Linked DNA regions of Homo sapiens: region 1 is linked to region 2. A link is a contact called in ENCODE Hi-C data. All regions are on one chromosome and are shown on one strand. The core of a region is the stretch at or near the end of the contact, and the rest is flanking DNA. Distances in the headings are between cores, read along the strand shown. Region 1 holds the start of C10orf71-AS1 (C10orf71 antisense RNA 1). Region 2 has its middle 53 kb from the start of TMEM273.

What was found. Hi-C counts contacts between places; a loop is a spot of excess contacts on that map. Pooled maps may share reads with other maps.
Region 1: a loop to region 2 is called in a map of left cardiac atrium, with 5 times the contacts of the local background. The contact joins the promoter of C10orf71-AS1 here to the enhancer-like site in region 2. A Hi-C loop is called at or near these places in 6 of 168 maps with a recorded cell type or tissue (CD14-positive monocyte, Right ventricle myocardium inferior, endothelial cell of hepatic sinusoid and 3 more) and 3 of 50 pooled maps.

What each region holds. Positions count from the first base shown.
Region 1 is chr10:49,297,323-49,300,148 of GRCh38, forward strand. It overlaps C10orf71-AS1 (C10orf71 antisense RNA 1), which reads right to left and starts at 1,571. Exons shown (of 2, transcript NR_108038.1): 1 at 1,368-1,571. C10orf71 (chromosome 10 open reading frame 71) reads left to right here and starts at 1,848. Exons shown (of 3, transcript NM_001135196.2): 1 at 1,848-1,911.
Region 2 is chr10:49,239,583-49,242,503 of GRCh38, forward strand. No RefSeq gene overlaps it. Among named protein-coding and RNA genes, the nearest start is that of TMEM273, 53 kb to the left of the region's middle. Within about 2 kb of position 1,554, at least 3 of the 41 ENCODE cell types and tissues checked have a DNase peak (open chromatin) inside an H3K27ac peak, as active enhancers do; they include CD14-positive monocyte, where a contact is called at or near this core.

The DNA.
Region 1 (2,826 bases), core at 321-2,820, 58 kb after region 2:
CAAACAGATGACATATGAACTGACTGTAAATTTGTTTCAATGTGTACTGGGAGGGAGGGAAATTAACAAATATGTCAAATCCATGATCTATTAAGTATTGTTGTTTTCCATAAAGTTCTTCTGTTCAAGAAAAAAAGCAAGTCAATTTAAATTTTCTTTAAAGGAAAATAGTAAGTAAATGTTGATACAGATGGTTGAGGTGTAGCAAAAATCATGGGAAAAAATAACAAATAAATGACTAACATTTTGGGAAGCTTTGCAATAGACGAGCATATTCATGTACATGAGCTCCCCTGACCCTGAATCCCACAGAGCACAGGCATTCTCTCCACTTTAGAGATGGGTAAACTGAGGCTCAGGAAGGGTAAGTATGTGACATGTCAACTGACCAGGAAATAATGGAGCCAGGGCTCAAAATCCTGTGTACTTTTTAAATGTTGGCTCCCATCTCAAGTTGATGGCTTTTGTCTGACCTTTTGGCATGCGTTTGTTTTGGCAAATGGGGAGGTAGGGAGGTGGGTGGGTAAAATTGAGGGGTTCACTTTGGGCCTCCCTCAAAGCATCTCTGAGTGCGGAGCAGCAAGTAATCATCCCCACAGCGAGGTTCTGAAGCTCTCAGGGCAAAAGGCAAGTCTTGAGGCTCCCAGGAGGAGGCGGGTCTGAATGCTCCTGCTGGTTGGAATCTCACACCTTAGTCTGCAGGGCAAGGAGGAGCTGTTCTTTGTGACTTGGTTTAGACAAAAGTACATAGACCTGGGTCCCTGTGGCCCTGGCTGTCAGCCGGTTCAAGGCTGGAGGTGGTGCCAGGCCCCAGCTTGGGGCTGGGACACAGGTTGCTGCCCTTGAAGAGCCCACAGGGGCAGAAGGGACAGTCTACAAATAGACCCAAAGACACAGCACACTGCAAACTTGCAGAGGCTTTGAGCGCTGCACAGAGCAGGACACCCAGCGGGGGCCAGTCATCTCCGCTTTCTCAGGCCACAGTCAGGGAAGCATAAAAAAGAACCTTGGAGAGAAAGGGGGAAAAAAACCCACTCTTGCATTAAATCCTGGTAGCAAGCAGACTATCCTAGGGCCAGCTTGGGAGAGTAAGGAAGGCACTCTGGGAGCTGGCATGGCACAAGCCAAGGAAAAGCCAGTGGAAAAAGTTGGGGGATCTGTGGGCAGTTTGGGGAGCAGGTGACCCCAGCCTGAGACAGAAAGCAGCCATTGGGAAGGCAGGCATGAGCCCACCTCAGGGTTGAAGGGAGGCCAGCCCTTCCCAGAGGTGGAGAGGGGAGCCTGGCAGAACGGGACTTGTCCACTGGTGCTTGGACTTTGCAAACAACCGGGCTTGCTGTAGCCAAGCTTACCAAGTGGACACTTACCTTGCCTCTTCCCCGATTATTTCATATCCTTCTGTAACTCTCACCCTGAGACCCAGCCTGGCCTTCCCCTAGCTGCAGATTATTCTGCTCCAAAAGCACAGCAGAGGACGGCTCCTTACTCGAGGAATGCGGGCGGCGGTCGTCCAGAGCCGATGATGAAACGGGCTATTTCTGCCCCGGGACATCAGCAGGGCTCTGGGCTCTGGCTCCAAGGCACACACTCTCCTGTTTTTAATGTTTCCCTAAACAAATGTTTTCCTTCCCACCTCGGGATATTTTTATTTGACTCTAGGTGCTGGAATAGCTTTAGCAATCATTCTGGATTGAAGTTGGAATCGTGGTTAGGGTCCGGCTAAGCGGCAAGCAATTTCTCACTCCCCAAGTGATCTGTTACTCGTGGCTGATTTGGAAGTAAAAATAGCAGCTGAGGCTGTTTGTTTAATCTGACTGTTACTTGACACCACGCGGGTGTTGCAGTGCGGACTGTTTGCCTCTTCCCCACCAAGAACACCATTTGGTTTCCCCCGGCTGGGTCTCTATTTAGGTAAGCTTCGCGGACTTCCCGTGTCTGGCCGGCTTCTGGTCACTGATCTTCCTCAGGTGGGTAGGTTTGTGAGCTAGAGGAGGCTTGGGTCCTGAATCCACTCTCCTATCACCTTTGGGCAGCCTGGATAAAGAGGAAAGAAGTCTTGGCTGCTGGGCAGAGCCGGGTTTCTCTCCCATTCCCGAGGAGGCCTGAGCAGCTGGACACGCAGAGAGCGGAAGGTACAGCCCAGACACTTGTCTGGCTCCTTAGCGTGGGCAGGGAGGCTCAAGTTCATGGCGGGAGGGATGTTCCCGCTGGGCCGATGCTGTGCTGGGGAAGTAGTTCGGTGCCAGGGTGCTGTGCAGGGTGGTATGTGTGTGCCGGGAGCCCATTGGTGTTGGGGCTAAGGTTCTTGGTGTGCTGGATGGGCCTCGGGGACCACGTACCCGGAACCGTGTACATGTGTGACTTTGTCCTTAGGTGTCATCTGTCAGGGATCTCTGCTCCCACATGGCTGAGTGCACAGATGTGCCCAGGCCACTGCGCTGTCAAATGGGTGACCCCATGGTCCCAGGTTTTCAGCATTCAGGGCTGAGGGAGGCTGGCTTTCTTAGCTCCCCCAGCGCTGGGCCAGGCAGGGTCACACCAGCTGTAACAAAGAGAAAAACTGGTGACTGAGACGTTCTGGCCTGTGGGCTCTGCGAGCATGTGTGTCCCCAAAACAAAGCCCGCCACAGGCTGCCTGTTCTTACACACCCTGGGAGGGCCCCCACCAGACTCCCACAGGGTATGCTTGACTGAGTCTAAAATTACCTCTTTTATTTTCTGGTGGAGAAGAATTGAACATTGAGAACGGCAGTGGTCAATGTGTGTGGAAAGCTAGATAGCCTTAAGAAAAATCATTGTGTAGGCCTTTCAGGTAGCTCCCTAAGT
Region 2 (2,921 bases), core at 304-2,803:
GAGTAATTGCTCTGGTTTCCCAGCATGGTTTCCCAGCCACAAGGAAGAAAAGGAAGGCAGGTGAGCCCTCCACAGCTAGTCTATGTGTTAATCCCACGAAGGGTGACAGGAAAAGGACAACTGGGTGCAGTTGGGAGGAGGCCATGGCTTTGCCGAATCCTCAGTCTCAGGTTCTGCAGTCAGCTCCCAGCACCAGCTTGGCAGCTGAGAACCCACATGAGTCACTTTATGTTCCTGAGCCTGTTGGGTTTTCTTGAAAATTAACAGGAATCAGGGGATGTGAGGGCTCTGAAGAGCTCAGCCCTGAGTGATGGCTCTTGCTTGTGGCCAAGGGCTTGGCGAGAAGCAGCCCATCTGCAGGGCTCTCCTGAGCACCCTCGCTGGGCTCTACACGCTCGGGTATATTCAAAGGATTTGGACTGCAGGTTTCTTGGAGCCAAGAGATCAACCATCTGACAGAGCCAGGGCTCAGATTCTCAGCTGCCGAGGGTTTGAGGATCCATGCAGCAACCCAAGCCATCACATGGGGATGAGCCTTCCTTACAGGCCCTCGGTGGTGTTGTGTGGGGATTAAATCTCCACCCCTCATCCTAGTGTTCCGGGCTTCATGAGCTGCTCAGGGTGTCCTCGCCCAACTCACCCTTCTTGCCATGTTCTCCCTTACTCCAGTCACAGTGGTCTTCTCTCAGGTCCCCCTGCATTCTGAAGGCTTCCCTTCCCCAAGGCATCTGCACACACCATCCCTCCCTTTAGCACATACTTCCCCCAACTCCCTCCCCATTTGTGTTCCTATATTCTTTAGGTGTCTGCTCAATGAGGGCAAAGACTTTGTCTCTCTTGTTCACTGCCAATTCCTTTACTTCTTAAGCTGCCTGGTTCACAGTAAGTGCTTAGTAAATATGGATTAAGAAATGAAAAAAATATTGAATAGTGCAGATCCCAACCAATTTGATTCATGAGCATATAAGGGAAATAGTGAGAGTTTCAGTTTTGCGTTTTCCTTACCTTTCTACTTCTAGGCTCCTACGCTAAAGGCAGGAAATGTGTAGAGTCCTAGTGGATTGCTTTGATCCAAAACTTTGTTTAGTATCATTTCCCATGGGCTTATTTTGTCACCTTTGGAGGGAAAGTCTTGTCTGTGCCAGGGCAGTAATCAAAAGCTTAGAGCTAAAAAGTATTAAGCTTTATTTTATTCCAGGTTCTCTTCATTTAATATTTCGGATCCTTACAAAAGCCTGGCTGGTTTTTCTATCCTTAATTGATCACTGAGGACTGGAGCTTCAGCAGCATTAAGAAATTTGCTTAGGGTCAAAATTCTTGTAAGTTGCACAAGCAGATTTTGACTTCAAAGCCAACATTCAGTTCTGGGTGACCCGGTAGGTCATAAATCGAAGGTGTTCCTGGGAGTGTCACGGGGTCATAAATTATAGCAATCCCTTGCAGGATGCCTTACTGGGGGGATTGGGTGGGTTGATGACAAGGTTCTAAGAAATGAAACCTCCAGCAGCTCCAGCCTACACCAAGTGTGGCCTGAGCCCCAAGCCACCATGTTAGGTAACCCTGGGCAAGGCTTCCGGCCTCTCCTGACTTCCCCAACCTCATTTGCAGGAGAGAGAACATAGCATCCAAAGGCAGCTGACAGCTCTGGAGTGGTGAGAGAATTAACTTATAAATGATTGGGATGCACTTGGCCAATGTAAAGTGCTATATAAATGGTTCATAGTCACAAGCACCCTATCAGGCATCCAGGGCTACTTCTGAGCCTGTGGTCCCTGTGTAATGATCCTGAACCTTACAAAGTGCTTTACAAATAGTAAATTATTCATTCACAGGACACCCAAGGGAAGCAAGAAAGTATTCCTCTTACTTTAGATGAGTTGAGATCCAACATTGGCTGGGGCTGCTCAGCCAGGAATCCTTGCAAAGCCAAGTTTAGATCCCTGTGGCTCCCTGGGTTGGGACAGGCTGGGCCCAGCTGCTCCAACCTAGGAGGGCCAGGCTCAGGACTGAGAGCAAGGCTGTGCTCTTGTGGGCTCTGGTCAGGCGTTTGTCTGTAAGACTCTGGAACTGAAGGCTGTGGTTTGCGTCAGTGAGAAGCACAGAGAAATAAACAAATAGAGCCTGGGAGTGGAAAATGCACAGTGACTTCTTGTTGTCAAGGTACTTGGCCTTGGAGTAGGTTAGACACTTCCAGGAGAGGGACCAGCAGCCATGGAGAAGAGATGCAGTGGGGCGGGAGGAAGGAGAGGACACTGAATTTGGCCATGTCCACGTAAGGTCCAGGGATGTCCTCCTCTTCCAGGACAGTCCCAAGTACACCAGGCCTAGAGAGAGGCCCTTTCTCAGTCAGGGTTCACACCTGACTTTAGTCAGGGCAGCAGAACTCAGGACAGCAGGAGAGGCCTCCCTTGTCAAGAGTCAGGAAAGAAACCCTATTCAGAGAGGCTGCCACACAGGGTCAGGTCCAGGGGCCTGAGGATGAGGGTAGTTTGGCCAGGAAAGGCTAGGTGTTAGAGCACTTCATACTGCAGGGGCCTGAGACTCCTGGTCCCTTCGTCTCAGTTCTGACACTGTCTCCCCTCTCTGGTACCCGAGAGAAGTCCAGAACCCACCTGGGTTTCAGGCCTCCTGAAAGTGGGAATCAGAAGGCCTGTCCACTGTCTTCCCAAGAAGCAATGAGATGCCTGCAGCCTCTGTGTGTCAGACATGACCTGGGTTCTCCACTGCATGTGGTGCTGCAGATACAAGCCAGAAATCAGGAGAGAGGAGAGGACGTGGGGCTTTTGCAAAGCAGAGCCCTGAGTTAATTGAAGATGTTAATAACCGGCTTCCCTACCAACTCACTGCGTGACATAGGACATACGTCTTAACCTCGTCCCCAACGAGAAAACAAAGATAACCATCACTATCGCTTTGCCACC